Linked DNA regions of Mus musculus: region 1 is linked to region 2. A link is a loop called in an ENCODE intact Hi-C map of the cell type or tissue named here. Cell type or tissue: heart. All regions are shown on one strand.

Region 1 (8,000 bases), 550 kb after region 2:
ATTCCAGATTCCAATAGAACCTTTGGACACTGAATCTCCAGGGAGAACCTTTAAGAACAGACCATGTACCTGCAACAGAGGACCCTGGGAACCTTGCGCCTGGGTTCTGATGCACCGTATATCATGCATCTTTTTCTTCATTGAACTTGCCTTGTCTTCTTTTCCCATGATGCATCACAGCCAATGAACACTACCATATGCTGACTCTTATGTCCTGGAGAGCAATCACGTCCATCCAAGTGCTCAGGGGAACGCTCAACACACAACTATTCTAAACGTAGTTTCTGAACTGAGTGGACGGTGGTTTAAGATTGCAAAGGTCTACACTGAATCATCAAAATGGGGCTGACGTGACGATGAGGCCTGTGCAGTCACACAGGACCCCCTGATTTTTAGAGGACTCCTCCCAAGTCTGTGCTGAGCTGTGAACATTCAACAGGTCTCAAAACTCTTAATACAGAGTCTTAATTTTTACTTTGTTCTGGGTCGTCAAATGATGCAATTTACAAAGGGTCAAGGTGGTACTGAGCTATCTCCATATTTACTTACCCTCATGCGTGTATGTATGTGCCTCTACACACACATTCTGCGTGTTCTTCTTTTTATAAGAACACCATATTAAACTGGAGTCCATCTTAATGACCTTGTTTTTTTTTTTTTTTTTTTTAAACTTTATTGCTCTCCAAAGTGAGATCACTTTCTGAGGTGGTGCAGTTATGATTTGAACACTGCATGAGGGTCACAGTTCAAGGTCTAGTAAATCAACCTTTTCCTCTCTCTATGTACTTGACAATTTTATGTTTAAGGCCCTGTTCGTGATCTTTCTCAGAGTCCACGAGAAGTCGGGTTACCAGTAAAAGAGAAGAAGGTGCACACAGCTGGATGACTGCAGCACAGGAATGAGGGGCCAGGACTGCTGAGGGAGATTTGGGGAGAGGTTGCCCTGGATTCTGATGGCAGAGCCATTTATCGGCAATTTGTTTAGGATGCTTCAGCAGGAGACATTATTAAACCAAAAGAAAGCACAGCCCTTGGGAAGCTGGCCGTCTTTGAGTTTTATTGCTGTGAAGAGACACCAGGACCACAACAGCCCTTGTAAAGGAAAACACTTCGTTGGGGCTGGCTTATAGCTCAGACATTCAGTCCATCACTGCCATGACAGGAAACATGGCAGCACGCAGGGAGCTGAAGAAGGAGCTTAGAGCTCTACATCTTGATCTGCAAGCAGCAGGAGACTGTGTCACACACTGGGCATGGCTTGAGCATAGGAGACCTCAAAGCCTGCCCCTACAGTGATGCACTTTCTCCAACAAGATCACACCCGCTCCAGCAAGGCCACACCTCCTAATAGTGGCACTCCCTATAGGCCAAGCATTCAAACACATAAGTCTATGGGGGCCAGACCTATCCAAACTGCTACACTGAGGCAGTAGGATTACAAGTTTGAAGCCAGTCTGGGCTATGCATGGAGACCCTTTCCCAGCAAGAAAACAGTTCTTTCCCAGCAAGAAAACAGTTACACACACACACACACACACACACACACACACACACACACACACACACCAGGAAACAGAGGCCAAGGCTGGGGGACTGAAGAGGTTGCTGCAAAGCTAAGAGAAGGAAGAACTTAACTACAGCAATGGCCACAGTGTGGCAGGACTCAGTAAAATCCAAAGGATGCACACACATACATTCATACCCATACCTGTGTACAGACACCCACACAAACATTTACTTATGCTTTTATCTAGCTGCACATAGCTAAAACAGTTCACAGCCAGAGGCATTTCTCTGCCTTTCTGGAGACACTGGTCTGAGAGGTGTGTCGTGCTGGTATAGCCTCTTTGGCTCCATGTAGACGGTGCTGTGAATCCTAAGAGACAGGTGGGGACCTCCTGTAGTATTGCACGATCATCATAGCATTATCTAGCACTCACCCCCTTAACTTGGTAATCCCTAGACATTTGGGCCTCCTTTGGGTCATACCCTAGACCTTGATACCTGCTATTTCCTCAGCCTGGCTCTTTGCCCAGCCCTAGCTCTTGAGCTTTTTATTAGGCTGAGGTCAGCTTTCCAGAGACTTGCCCTGCAAGGCGCCTCTGCCTGTCCCCTTGCATGCTCTCATCCGACTGTGGCTCTGTTCACTGTCTCTTTTCTCCTAGATACCAAGTTTCATGAGGACAGGGTCCTGTCTGTTGCTGCTGTGTCTCCATCACTTGTCTGCACGGCAAGCCAGGCAGACCAGATACCTCATAAGCTGAATGGATGGATGAATGAATGAATGAATGAATGATTCACTACACAAAGGGGTCTTGAAACAACGCATAAAGGAATGACAGTATACCAGCAAATACATAATGTGACAGCTTTGAAGTGAGTTCAGAAGCCACTTTTAACGAAATGACGTTTTACATTTAAAGCCAAAGATAAGTTTTTAAGGGTTTATACTAATTTAATATTCTCCATAGAAACTTCTGTTTCCTTATTTTAAAAAGAGAAGTCCCAAGATTTATTTTTAAAAGCTTCACAGACATCAAATTACTGTCATAAAGGAAAAGGTTGCTTTAGATAAGTCCGTGGGAGTGTGAATGCCCAGAAGCATCTGGGTTGCATTTCCCTTAAACTCTCTTGGGTTTGCAAATTGGAAAGAAAGGTCTGGAATAAAGCACATTTTCTATTTTCCCGAAGTCAGTACATCTGGGAAACAGCAACATTTGGTATATTCAGGAAACTGAAAGTATGTGTGGGTACTTGTTTAAGTTTATTTCCAGTAGTACATTAAAGTGGCTGATAAGAAAGAGGAAGTGGGCATTTAGCATCTGAAAGAAACCAATTCAAAAAAAGGTTGTTGTTGTTGTTGTTTTTTCTTTTCTGTAGCTTTTTTGCCTACACGAGAGAAATTTTCCTCTGCCTCCCGCCTTGACCACAATCAATATTTTTAGGGAACGGAGGCAGCAGGGAAGTGGGGTATTCAGCCTTTTGTATGCGACTGAGCTGTGGAAACAGGATGGAGATTTGTAAGTCTGTCCAGTAAATGCCTCTAAGTGCTTTAAAAACGTGACTTAGAGCAGAATGGAGGGCCTAGGGAGCAGCCGAGAATTAGGGCTAAATTAGCACATTTCAATGCCTCGATAGAGGAAATGTCAAGAACAAAGTAGCCAGAGAAACAAGCAGAGGCAACGTCAGACACTCTGCCTCTTTCTCCTCTTCTTGAGCAACCCTAACAGCTGGGAAGTAAGTAGTTTGGTTTTTAAGTGGGTAAATTATGTTACTTTGACAGAGGATTTATTATTATTATTTTGTTATTTATCAACATCGAGGTGTAGTCTACCCTTAAATGGGCCAGATAAGATTCAAATCAAAGACTGTCCACTTCAATGCATGCTGTGGTGACCTGGCATGAGCAATCCCTTCCTGCAGAATTTACATTCTAATTCAGCTGTTTTCTAAATACAGTCCACATAAAATCAAAAAGTTTAAAAAGAGGAAAACCAGAGAGATAAAGAAAACGATTGGGCAAAGTAGATCAGTCATTCTGCATATGGATTAAAATATTTCTATTATATTAAAGTATTAATATTTACAGGCAACCGTGGGGGAAAAAACTCATTCGTTCTTAGACTTGCAAATGATAGAGCGTCCATTTGTAGACGAAAGGCGGACTGCTAGCGCCCCCTGGCTGTGGAAAACGATTCTGTCCTTCCCAGTGTACGTAAGACATTAACTAGCTCAACAAGAAACCTGCAGGAAAACCGATTCAAAATGAGCATCCACCACAGCCCTCTGACACTACTGTCCCAGCCTGTGGGGCTGTGGTCCTGTCAGCAGCACTCAGTGCATTCAAACCTCCATCCTGGCCCTGGAGACCCTTGAACTCCACTCACAGCGGGCTAATTATAAGACGGGAGACATCACCCTTTCTTTCCATTTTGATGGATCTGAATTAGACGGTCTCCCGGATGCACAGGTACAGTGATACTGACTGAGACAGAAGATACTGGTTCTGCCCGGCACAGCCTGAGCCTTAGGACAGATTAGCAGATGCGAACATACAGCCCATTAAAAACTACAAAAAAAAGAAAAGAAAAAAAGAAAGAAAGAAAGAAAAGAAAAGAAGAGAAAAGAAAAGAAAAAAAAAGAAGTGATTTTGTTACGTTTTTGTGTGCACTGAGCTTTATAAACCTTTAAATAGGCAGCTTACACAATTAGAAAATTTCAGATGAAACCAGATATGGTAGCAAATGCCTTTAGTCTCAGTACAGGGAGCCAGAGGCAGGCGGATCTCTGGGAGTTCAAGGCCAGCCTGGTCTACCTAGAGAATTCCAGGACAGCTAAGGTTTGTTACACTGAGAAGCCTGTCTCAAAAATAAATCCTATTTCCAGCTTCTTTTGAACAATCCAGAGATCTGACATTGGGTATGAACTCACACAGTACCTACAGGGAGCTCTCAGTCATGTGGCATGTACAACTTCATCCATCCAATTCCTCCTACTTTATGTGTCAGGTAATATGGGACTATCTTGATGAAGGCTCACATTGCCTGCTAGGTGGCTATACTAGTTAGGGTTTGCTAAAGGAATAGAACCAAGGCAATGTATGTGTATGTACATGTATACACACATACATAGATATGAATCTATTAAGCCATCTTATTTTAAAATAGGAACATCAACGGATTCCCACTAGAGAGGCTGAGAACTGGGTAGTTACTTTGTCCTTGGGGTAGGTGCCTCAGTAGTCAGAGTAGCCCACAGTAGCAGTTTCATAGTGGGGGAGTTAATTATCTAGCACTTTCTCAGTCTACAAGGTGCAATACCTCAACATTCGCAATCAGCGGTCCTTAGGCCTTGGTGGAAGCCTAGAAATACTAGCTGTGCTGTCAATGAAGGAGAGGGAGGGGGAGGAAGAGGAGGAGGAGCCGCCGCCACCGCACAGGTACATAAACTCAGAAGCAGGAGGTAAGGCCAGTCTACCATAATCACTCGTACAGGTAATCACTCGTCTACCATATTCTTTTTATCAGGAGTGCTACTAGAACGTGCTGCCCACGTTGGGGTGGGTCTTCCCATATCAGTTAAGTCAGTCAGGATAGTTCTTCTGGTAAGGCTCTTACTCAGGTCCTGTTATTCTGTGTTAAGTTGGCATCAGAACCAACCATAATTGAGGCATGACGTAGCTGAGTTTGCAATTCCCTCTGTCCAAACCTCGAACAACCCAATGCCTCCTCTGAGTGGTGATAATAAATTTCCAAGGTCTGACTCTTTGCTCCCCCTCAGACACCTTGCACAGTTCTCTAATTGCCTCAGATCTGCATCCTATGAACCATTCGAGACAACTCCATTCATTTTACAAGTAAGAACTACACCGCTCATGTTGAAACACAATAACGCAGTAAATACACAGCGAGTACTGCTCCAAGACAAGGATTTTACTCAATACTGAACATGCACAGACAGACCTTAGCCTTGCACTTACAGAGCTTTGGTGAAGCCCAGCAACTGCAGAGCATAGATTCCCGTGAAGTCAGAAGCACGGAAGCTAATGCGGATTGCACTGTTGTCTTCCAGGTTTTGCACCATATTCACCAGGAAAAAGTCTATTTCCTCCTTTGCACCTTTCTTCTCTCATACCTTTGTCCTCTCTCCCTTTTCTGGTTGAGTGAGCCAAGGATCACTCATACAAGGAGCATGCCACGAGGCTCCACTCTGCAATTTGCTGCAAAGCACAACTGGCAGCATATTATGTTTCGATCAATTTTAAGTTGAGCCTCATTAAGTACGTTTATATGGTTATGTAACCATCAATACTTTCTACGTCCAGCCTTTGATCATCTCCCGCTCTTCTCCAGGTACCCAGCATCCTGTCCCAAAGGCCACCCATAGTCTAACATATATTAGAATGTTCTTCCTTCTAAGACTAAGATTGTGTGTATGTGCCTGCCATCTTTCCTCTAGACTTTGCTCACCCTTGGCTATGGATAATGCTGCTAGGTATGTAAGAACAGTATCAGTTCAAACAGAAATCTTCATGTTTACCTTATTTGACAACACAAGTGACAGATACAGGTGGACCCTGAGCTGGGCATCAGCAAGCGGTGGAGAAATCTCTCTAACAAAGTCAAACTGACCTGCAAGCTTGAGTAGAAAGGAGCTGAAGAGGTGAAGGGAGTTTGCATTCCTTATCTAGTGATCCTGGGTGATGGGACTCCTACCAGCAACCGAGCCACTAAGATACTGGAACTTCTGTGAGCATATTTATCAGCATGATGACTACAGATGAGAGCCATAACTCAGTTGAATTCCATGACAAGTTTTTCATCAATCCTTCCTTCAATATATATGTGTTAAGTATATTCTATTCCCAAACCTTATTAAATATAAAAAGTACCATGGTCATTTATCTGCTCCATTCAGTGCCATGAACCAGGTATGGTGCTAGGTGCCAAAAACAGAAATCCTTCATTCCTTTAACTTTAGTGTTCTCCCAAAATCACTTGTAAATACTGATAATTTTCCTGTGTGCTGTTCTCCATGAAAGCCAAAGACTCTCTCAATAGTGAACACACTTATCTCTAGGCACCTGGGCTGCAGTAAGGGGATTATTAATCCCTCCTTTGCTTACTGGTGCAATACCAGCATTGAATTCTTAGTTTCTACATTGAAAAGTGAATCTCACTCCCACCAGAGTCTACAGGTGCCACATGGTGACCCTGACACCTTGTTGAGAAAGGGATGATTCTTTGAGAGAGAAAACAGAGGAGGCCTTTGCAGTCAAAATCATTTGTAGAAGACCCAATATTACAAAAAAAAAAAATGCCTAGTGACAGATGGATGACAAAGGCCTGAGTCAGAGGTAAAGGTGGTGTCAGACTACAACAATCAGGAGAATGCTTTCCTGAATACAGACTGCACTGAGCGTGGGTGACATTAATCACCATCCACCGAGTGTTACAGAATAATGTTTCACCTCATGGATGTCTCAAGTGTCTTGAAGGTAGCAACCATTTCTTCATCACGTCTGAATAGCTCTCAGCATGAGGACTGGGTAACTCACAGTGTAGTGCACACCAGACACGAATGTGATAAAACCGATCTTCAATAAAAAAAAAAAAATCGTTTGGACAAACAAGTACGTGTGCTTCACAGAAAACAATTTGGAAGGAACCAAAAACCAAATTCTATTTGTTTAACAGGGACACACTCTTGTGCTATAGAGGGTAGGCATCGAAGTAAATATCTTAATGCCAAAACTGACCCGAGTTCAATCTCTGGAACCCATGTGTCAGAAGAGAATTAACACTGTCAAGTTGTCCCCTGACCTCCATGTGTGCATAATCAGTAACAGGCACATGCAACACACACACACACACACACACACACACACACACACACACACCACATACCCATCACATGTGCATGCACACACAACCACACGCACACAGAAACTCACACACACAAATGAAAAAGAAAAAAGAAAACAAGATGCAGAGGAAAGGGGGAGAAGTTTTAACTTACGTTTAAAGGTTTTATTTCCTTTGTTTCAGAGATTAAAGTATGAATTAAACAAAACACAACAAAAAATAAGGCCTTAAAAATATCTGAAATTAAAAATTTGAAACATCTTCATTTAGAACAACCTTTTAAATACATGTTCACATATGTATGCAATATACGTGGACACACGTTGCATAGTTCAGACTAGTCTCACTGATGACACTCCTGCTTCAGACTCCTAAGTGTTGGGGCTGGAGACAAACATCTTCATGTCTAGCTCTTAAAAAAAGGTTTGGGAGCCCATCTTTTTCTGGAAAAAAAAATACTCTTTGCAGGAGCTGGATCACGTTGTTGCTTCACTGATCTTACTGGGAGTTAAAGAAAATTCAGAGTTTTTTTCTTTCTGCAGATTCTAGGTGAACGTCACCCTGATGCTTCCTGGTTTTCCTTGTTGTTTTGGCTTGACTTTTAGCCACATCTGACCAGAAGAACACTTATTACAA
Region 2 (8,000 bases):
TTAAGAGATGGTGGTCCCAATGAGAATGGCACTTGAATTAATTTCAAAATCCCCTTGACCTGAGAAATGGGTGCAGCCATGATTACGTGTATTGTGATAAATTGTATTTGCCTACAAGTGTGTTACAGTCATGGTCCTAAGATAGAGTAATTGTAGAGAAACAGAAACTGGACATACTTCTTAAAGCAAAGATGTGATCCATTTACACTTTGATAATACAGACCATACTTAGAGAAATGGTGAGCCAGACTGAGGGTGCACAGGTTCTGTGGGAAGGTGGCTTGAATGTGTCATCTAAAGTACCTAATTTAAAAGAAAGGGTGGATTGTCAACATTCACATGAAAGCCCGGGATGGATGTTCATTTGTAACCTCAATGTAAAGGTAACTTTTATTCACCAGACATAATTATCATCTCAGAGGCTTACTGCTGTATATAAGCTCACCCGCCCCCCACCCCCCTTTTTTAAGCTCTTTCTGAACTCTGGCTGGCTAGTTCAAGTCAACTTTTCTGGCTCAAACTCTTTATCAAGCTGACTGATTCAGTCTGACTCCCCCCTCAGCTTTTCACTGAATTGATCTGCTTGGCCTTGAACTAACTCTGTTCTAATCCTCTGGCTCCTTCTTATTCTCTGGCTTCACCTGCCTCTGCTGACCTGCACTGAACTGCTTGAGTTCACTAAGGAACTCAACTGCACTGCACTGCACTGCACTGCACTGCTCTCACCGCACTGCACTCACTGCACTGCACTGCACTGACTCCCCCCTGACTGACTAAAGCTGACTGAACTGCTGTCATGCTCCCTGCACTGCTCTTAAACGGCTCTTCTCCTGAGATGGGTGTATCCTATCTCTGACTCATTTTGTCAAATCTTTCTCTGATTCATCACACTGTCTGCCCCTCAACTAGACATCATTGTTTCTGCCTCTCCTTCTGCTTGAGTTCCTCCCCTGACATCCCTCAAGGAACTGTGCCTGGGCACAAATAAATAAATAGATCTCTCTCTCTCTCTCTCTCTCTCTCTCTCTCTCTCTCTCTCACACACACACACACACACACACACACACACACACACACACATGGAAAGGTTTCCACTTTAACTTTACCTGCCTGTGATCCCTGTCCCTGGTACCACCAGGGTCTGGGCTTGGCTATGTGCCTGAGAGTAGAGTCTGGAGAATGGAGCCACTGTTTATTAAAGCAGGGGCCAGGGAACAGTTTTGATGAGTACTTGGGCCTTCTTGTCAGCCTCATGCTAAGCAATTTGGATTTTATATGCAGAAGTTTCTATGTTATATGTCCAATAAATGCCCTTGTTATGTAACTTTAATTAAAAATGTAGAAAAACACCTCAATTAAAGAAAAAGTCCCACTTACAAAGGGATGTCTATAGTGCAGTAATGTCTCCTCACGTGACCACGTTCTGGTTTAAAGATCACATCTGTTTACAAATCTTAGTTTTACATCCAAAAATGCAAATTATTTTACTTTTGCAAGCTGAAAACTCTTCAGATAAATTCCCTAAACCAACCTTCATTGTTTTAAGTTGACTTTAGTCTTAACCAAAAATATTCCCTGGTCACTAGACTGGACAAAACTTCTAAAGGCTCAACTCAAGTTATGTTACTTCACTGGCAACTCCTTTGAGGTACTTTTCCTATTGTTTGTTTGTTTTTAATTCTTCTCTCGTACATTACATCCTGACTGTAGTTTTTTTTTCCCTCCACTCTTCCTAAGTCTGCTCCCATCTCTCACAGATTCACTCTTCCTCTTTTTCACTTCAGAGAAGAGCAGGCACCTCAGGGATACCATGTGAACACAGTAGAGCAAGTTACAGTAAATAAATGTCTTGGTTATAAAAATTTCGAGTAAAATTAGTAAAAAAAAAAAAAAGAAAGAAAGAAATTGTACAGGAAAAAGGGGAAACTATATGTTAATTGTTATGTGATCATAAGTATTTGCTGATTGAAAAAATGTGACAAGACATTTAATTCAGGGAAAACACCAGTTACTAGGTAAAGCGGTGAAGACTCAGAGAGAGGAGCTACAAAACTGTGTAGAGCAACCATGAACCGTGAGGCTGAATCAAAGCCACTGACCAAGATGAAGTAGAGCCACCTCATAAATGTTGCTAGAGCCTGACTCCTCATACACTGTGTGTACAGCAATGAGTAAAGTGTGATTTCATAGGGTTGAAAATAAGGGCAAGTGTACCTTGTTTTCGTGTGTGTGGACGTTCTTGTTCCCTGAGACTAGTCATGACTCCCGAGTAGACTTAAGGTCTGTGTTCTTAAGTCCATACAGCTTTTCCACTCTGTCTCCATCACCCCGGGGAAGGTGGCCTGGTGGATGAAGAAGCCTGGGTCAACAGATGAGTGACGTTTAGGATTTGCTTCGGATCTCCAGTAGTTAGCAGTCTTGATGGTTCTCTGCCTGTCTGATCCAGGGAATGAGATAGGAGGTCAATACAAAGGGCCGTATGTAGGGAGCTTTAACCTATCATAAGACCAGCAGTTTAGAAAGAACTCTATCCTCAAAGATAAATTAGGATAGCAATTTTAAAAGTTAAAAATTTTAAATGCCAATATGAAGACTATCACACCTCACACCAGTGCTAACTAGGGAATTCTGGTCTTAATCGTTCGTCTAAGAGACACCTGAGGCTGCAAGTTAGAGCTAGCAACAGAAGAATACATTTAAAAACAAAATAAAATCCACCTTGTCACCTTGTCTTAGAAAAGAATCCAAATTAGTCTGGATTGTGAGAAATGCTCTGTCACATTCTAAATAAGTCTTCAGTGGTGTGTGCGCTCTTTATATATCAAGAGAGACCTTCAAAACCAACACTGAAAACTTCCACTAGAAACACGTTTGCCCTACTCGTGAAAGAGAGTAAGCCCCTTGAGGGAAAGGCCACATGCCTGGCTCTCTTCCCAGAACAGAGTAGATCACAGATTTCTGTTGCATAAATAATGAATGAAAAGTGCTACAATAGTCGTCCATCTGTTTGAGTTGAAGGTGTGAGAAATTGTTCAAATACTTAATGTGTACTTGAAGAAATTTTTGTAAATTAAGTTTGAAGTATCTTTCTCAATTTTCATGTTCCGAAAAGATCACAAGGGAAAAATAGGTGTTTATTGTTAAGTGTGAGAAACCAACAGTATGTGTGAGGAGACTTGCTAAGAAGTAGTAATTCTGGACCCTTATCAATGGGTGATTTCATGCCCGGTGACCATCCGCATCTGCCGGAGAAGGCAGAGTGGTTTCACCAGGCTGTAATACAGGACGGGTTAACCTCTTGAATCCCTTTAACTTTAACTTTCAAAATGAACTCTTGCCATGAGTCTGATGTGACCACTGCCTCTCATATATTCTTGTTTTTGTGCTTTGAATGGTGTTCCAGAAAAGAAGGCAGTTTACACCAGGTGAAATAACCTGTTCTCTATCAAACTATCCTTCACATTTAACATTAAAACAACAAAGTTTAGTTGCTTTAAAAAAGTAAGTTGTGGTTCCTTTCACAAAATATTAAAGGCAAAACTGTGTGTTCATAGATCACTGCAATAAGTCAATGAATATCCTAGGTATTTCCCAGTGGAGACACTTTAAATGATAATTAGCAGATGACTTGATAAAGAAATGTTTTAACCTTTTTAAAGTTTTCTCATGTTGAATTAAAAGCAACTCCGTTAGTTAATAACAAAATAACACATTTCAATATTTAGCATATTGACTATGAGGAAATCGTCAGTATTTGGATCACTTACCTGTCTTTGAAGATCTAAGCATTTCTCACAGAACTCTGATATTATAATCACAGACAGCCATGATGCGGGGCTGTGGACTGGACACTAGCCATGGAGACCTGTGGGGCTCTGTCCTGGCCAGAGCAGCCAAAGAGTTGTGCTCTTCAAAGTGGGGGGCGGGGGTATTGGGGCAAGGTGGACTTCCAGGTCTCCTCTGTAGCTGCCACTGGGCTGCTTGGAGCCAGGATCAGGGCCGCCTAGTGGAAAGTGACTGCAGTAGGCTTGAATAGCTTCTAGTGAGAAAGCTTCAGGAGGGAATTCTCTTCCCCAAGGCGTAACAGCTCTGTGAGACAGATGCTCCTAGGTGGTCTCTGAAGCAACTCTTGTGCTTTATTCCCTGTGGATAGGGTCTTATATATATTTGGGGGTGGGTTGGGGTCTAGAGGCAGATGCTTTCTGTTGGCTTGGTCTGTGATCAGAGAATGCCTCATCTGCATTTGGAAGGACTTCAAGTGTTGTCTCTAAGTGACTGTCACAGTCCTCTCCATGGGGTGTCATGGTCATGTGTTTCAGGACAGAAACCAGGTTGGGAGTAGATGCAATGCCTACCGCCCTTAGATATGAGATGAGAATTCATTGGGGTTTCTGAATCAGTTCCAGTTTCCCAGTTTTTGTCTGGTGACAGACATGGTTTCATTTGCCCCCACACCGTGGCAACCAGCAGACAGACCTCCTGTATACCTCAGGACAAAGCTAGCTGCACTGTGCTGTATTAGGGTTTCTCAACCCAGAAAGTAAAGGTGTTATTGGTCAGAGTGAATCTTCAGCATTGAGAGTTAACTCCCAGAATGCAGAGTCCCGGAAAGGAGGGACCTTGTTTTGCAGATTATGTCTTGTGGGGATAGGGTGACTGGAAGATTGGTGGAAGCCTCGTCCTCAGAAGTGTCCAGGCCTAAGTTACTGGAACAGATGCATGGGACCCTGGGTGGCTTGTATTGTGGGCAACACTTGTCCTGACTGTGTCATGTGGCACACCTCTTGGATTTTCCACGCTGTGGTACACGCTTACACAGGGAAGTGCTGAGTCTGACACTACACTGATCTACTTGTGACTTTTTTCCCTTTCAAGTTCCGGTTTCAAAAGTCACGTTATCCAGGCTCTCATTTTTGCCTTTGCCGAGTCATAGGCATTACACATCCATTCTGAGGACGAAGCTTTTAAATGACCTTTTCAGAGATCGTCCCTCTGCTCATTTTGATTTGCTCAGATAAATTACAACCACCTGGCCTTTTGTATTAAAGAAAGCTGCATACAAAACTGACCTTTTGCTACTTACTAGGAGAGGGGAATTCATTGTGTTTGAGATTAACTGCTGTTACTGGCTCCTTCTGATACATTGCGTTACTTTATTGAGGATTGTAGACATATTTCTTTCCTGCTTTGGCTTCACCGCTGCTTCTTACTCCATAGGATTGGACTTTCTGAGTAATAGACAGAAAACCTTTGTGTTGAAAGACAATGTATCCATTTTGTTTTGCTCCTGCTCCTGAGGATTTAAAGATCTCCTCTTGATTCCCGCTACCTTAGTAAACGTTTGGTTGCCGTCTAAGCAGTACACTCTTTGCCCTCCAGGTTCTGAAGGCTTCCCATTTCTTGCATCTGAAGCTCAGGATTGCCTGGCCAGCTCCACACTTGCTGCTAATAACGAAACGTGTCCTTTTCTGGCTTCCTTTGTTATATTGCCCTGGTATTCCATTTGCTCCACTGTATTTCATGGTTGCACTATCAGTGTGTTTATTATACTGCATGGCTATTTCTGGAAAACAGTGAGTGAGGTCATTGTGCAGTTCATGCCAGGTACGGTCATGGCAGGGGCAAGGCTACTGGGAGATAGTAGCCATGGCTGACACTGGAGTTTTACTGCACAGGGACGTAGAACCTCAGGTTTGTGTGATTGAAACACACGTTTAATCATTAAACGCACATGCTCCTCGTTCTTGCCCACTGTGGTGAGGACGTGTACGAGTGTCAGGTCTTTCTATTAGGCTCCCGTTCTCTTTCTCTCTGGAACATTTCTCACCACTTTCTATTTACCCAACCTTTTTATATTTTCGATCCCAAAAATCGATCACATATTTTGTTTTTGTAAGCCAAGTTGAATAGGCACAACTTGTATAGGACATCAAACATGATTTTTAAGTACCAACAATTTATAAAATCGGCAATACGCGTTTTGTTTTTACTTTCCAAAAGTAAAAAGTCAAAAATACTGCCTTTCAGTATTTTTCTTGTACTTCCTACTGTTCCCAGAATGTTTTTCTAAGGCAATGCCTACTTATTAGCTCTTCTCAAAGCGTCATCTCTCCCTGTGAAATCTTCTATTTCGAAATGAGGTCATCTTTGGCAGTTTTGCCAGTGATACCACCTATGTCAACAAAGACAGGGCTTTAAATCCACACTTTCATTTTGAAATTACATGAAGTAACATTCACAAGATTTCTATAGGCTGCTTAGAATGCCTGAGGACCTGGGTTCCACCTTCAGTCCTGAGAGCTAGAAATGCCAGGACTGGGTAGGGATGGAGTGTGAGGGAGGAGGTGAGGGGTGTGAGGGAGGAGGTGTGGAGTGTGAGAGAGGAGGTGAGGGGTGTGAGGGAGGAGGTGGGGGATGGGAGGGGAGGGGTGTGAGGGAGTAGATTTGGGGGTGGAAGGGAGAGGTGACTGCAAGGCTGCAGTGTGTTCCATGCAGGTGGTCTTTTGTTTCCTGAGATTCCTCTGACAGCTTTGCTGCTAGCTTCAGTGTGTGTAAGAAGCAGCACAGGAAGCAGAGGGCTGCTGCCCTGCCCCTGCCCTGACTCCACCTTCCACAGGTGCCCAGGGAAAGCTCCACTAGTCTTTGATAGTGTGGGAAAAGTTGATGGATAGAGTCAAGAATCACATCCCATATCAGCTCTGGGAACAGCAACTGGTATATAATAGATCATACATGATACATTTAATTAGTGAATAATTATAGAAAAAAGTTTTGTCAAGGAAGCTCAAATGTGGATGCATTCATCACGGAAGGAGAGACTTTCAAGAAGAGGAAGGGACAACATCCTGTTCTCATTTCTAGTCTAATCTTTTCAGTGTTGTCCTTTACAAAGCCAAGTGAGGGAGAATGCTGTCTGCTGCCATCCCTTAGTGAGATTTCTTGAGAAGGAAGCAGGAGTTGAGACTCGCCTTCGTAATTCTTGCTGACACATGCCGACATCTTGTTACTCACGTGTGATGCACAGCTTTCTTTTATCATTCATGGGCAAAATAAACAATACTGCCAGGCACGGAATAAAACCACGCACAGGAACGCCATCTACATAATCAGGATTTTTCACGGGAAATTAGCCTCACTATTAATGAAAGGACAAATTATTTACTTTGATGGATGGTTTACACCCCGGCTTTCTTTGTGAATGAAATCTGTATGGCACAGGGTAAAGGGAAAGTAGAAACTGACTGTGCTAGGACCTGTTAGATGACAAAACTCCTGGTTCTTTCAAAACCTATTCTTTTCTAATCTGCTTCAAAGCATAATAAGAGATATTTGGAAGAAAGAAAAAAAAAGGAAGAGAGATATCTGCCAATCAATTCAGATTCTGTAGTACAGATGGTAACTCACGGAGACGCTGGTTAATTTCAGCTGCCAGTCTGGCAGGACCTGGAGTCTCAGAGGCACCTTGTGGATTAGGATGGCCATGGAGGTGACTGTGAAGAAGAGAACAGCTCTGTTTCCGGGGCTGGACCCCAGACTGAATGAAAAGGAGAAGGGGGGTGGGGCTGAGCCCAGCATCCTCTGCTTCTTGAGCAGGGAAGCAGTGTGACCCACTTTTCTGAGCTCATGCTGTTCTTACAACCCCACCACACTTTCATGACAGCAACAGGAAAGAAGCTTAAATAGCGTTTTTGTTAACACCGACTGAATGGTCAGTGCTATCCAAACGGTCAGAAACACTTCCACTGACTGACATTCTTTTTTACCTTTACTTGGCATCTGAAGGGTTTTTTTTTTCCTCATTTTTTCTTTTATTGAGAATAGATTATTTTCTCATACAATACCTTCTGATTACAGTTTTCCCTGTCTCTACTCCTCCACACCCTTCCAGTTCCTCTCCTTTTCTGTTTCTTATTAGATAAAGAGCAGGTGTCTAAGAGATAACAACCAAACAAGACAATGAAATGTAAGATAAAGCAAAAACTGTCCCACCAGAGCTGGAT

What was found. Hi-C counts contacts between places; a loop is a spot of excess contacts. Peaks named below come from ENCODE experiments on the same cell type or tissue, not always from the same donor. Only the 100,000 strongest peaks of a DNase experiment are listed, where the experiment ranks them.
Region 1: a loop joins it to region 2, with 9 times the contacts of the local background. A loop is called at or near these places in 10 of 42 quality-filtered maps.

The regions. Positions count from the first base shown.
Region 1 is chr19:58,465,911-58,473,910 of GRCm38, forward strand. No RefSeq gene overlaps it. Among named protein-coding and RNA genes, the nearest start is that of Gm41876, 14 kb to the left of the region's middle. In heart, no CTCF peak of the experiment used is centred here; no DNase peak of the experiment used is centred here; H3K27me3 peaks cover 318 bases.
Region 2 is chr19:57,920,242-57,928,241 of GRCm38, forward strand. The region is part of intron 26 of Atrnl1 (attractin like 1); the gene reads left to right. It overlaps Gm52385 (a long non-coding RNA gene), which reads right to left and starts at 5,868. Exons shown (of 3, transcript XR_003952873.1): 1 at 5,084-5,868; 2 at 2,215-2,437. In heart, no CTCF peak of the experiment used is centred here; no DNase peak of the experiment used is centred here.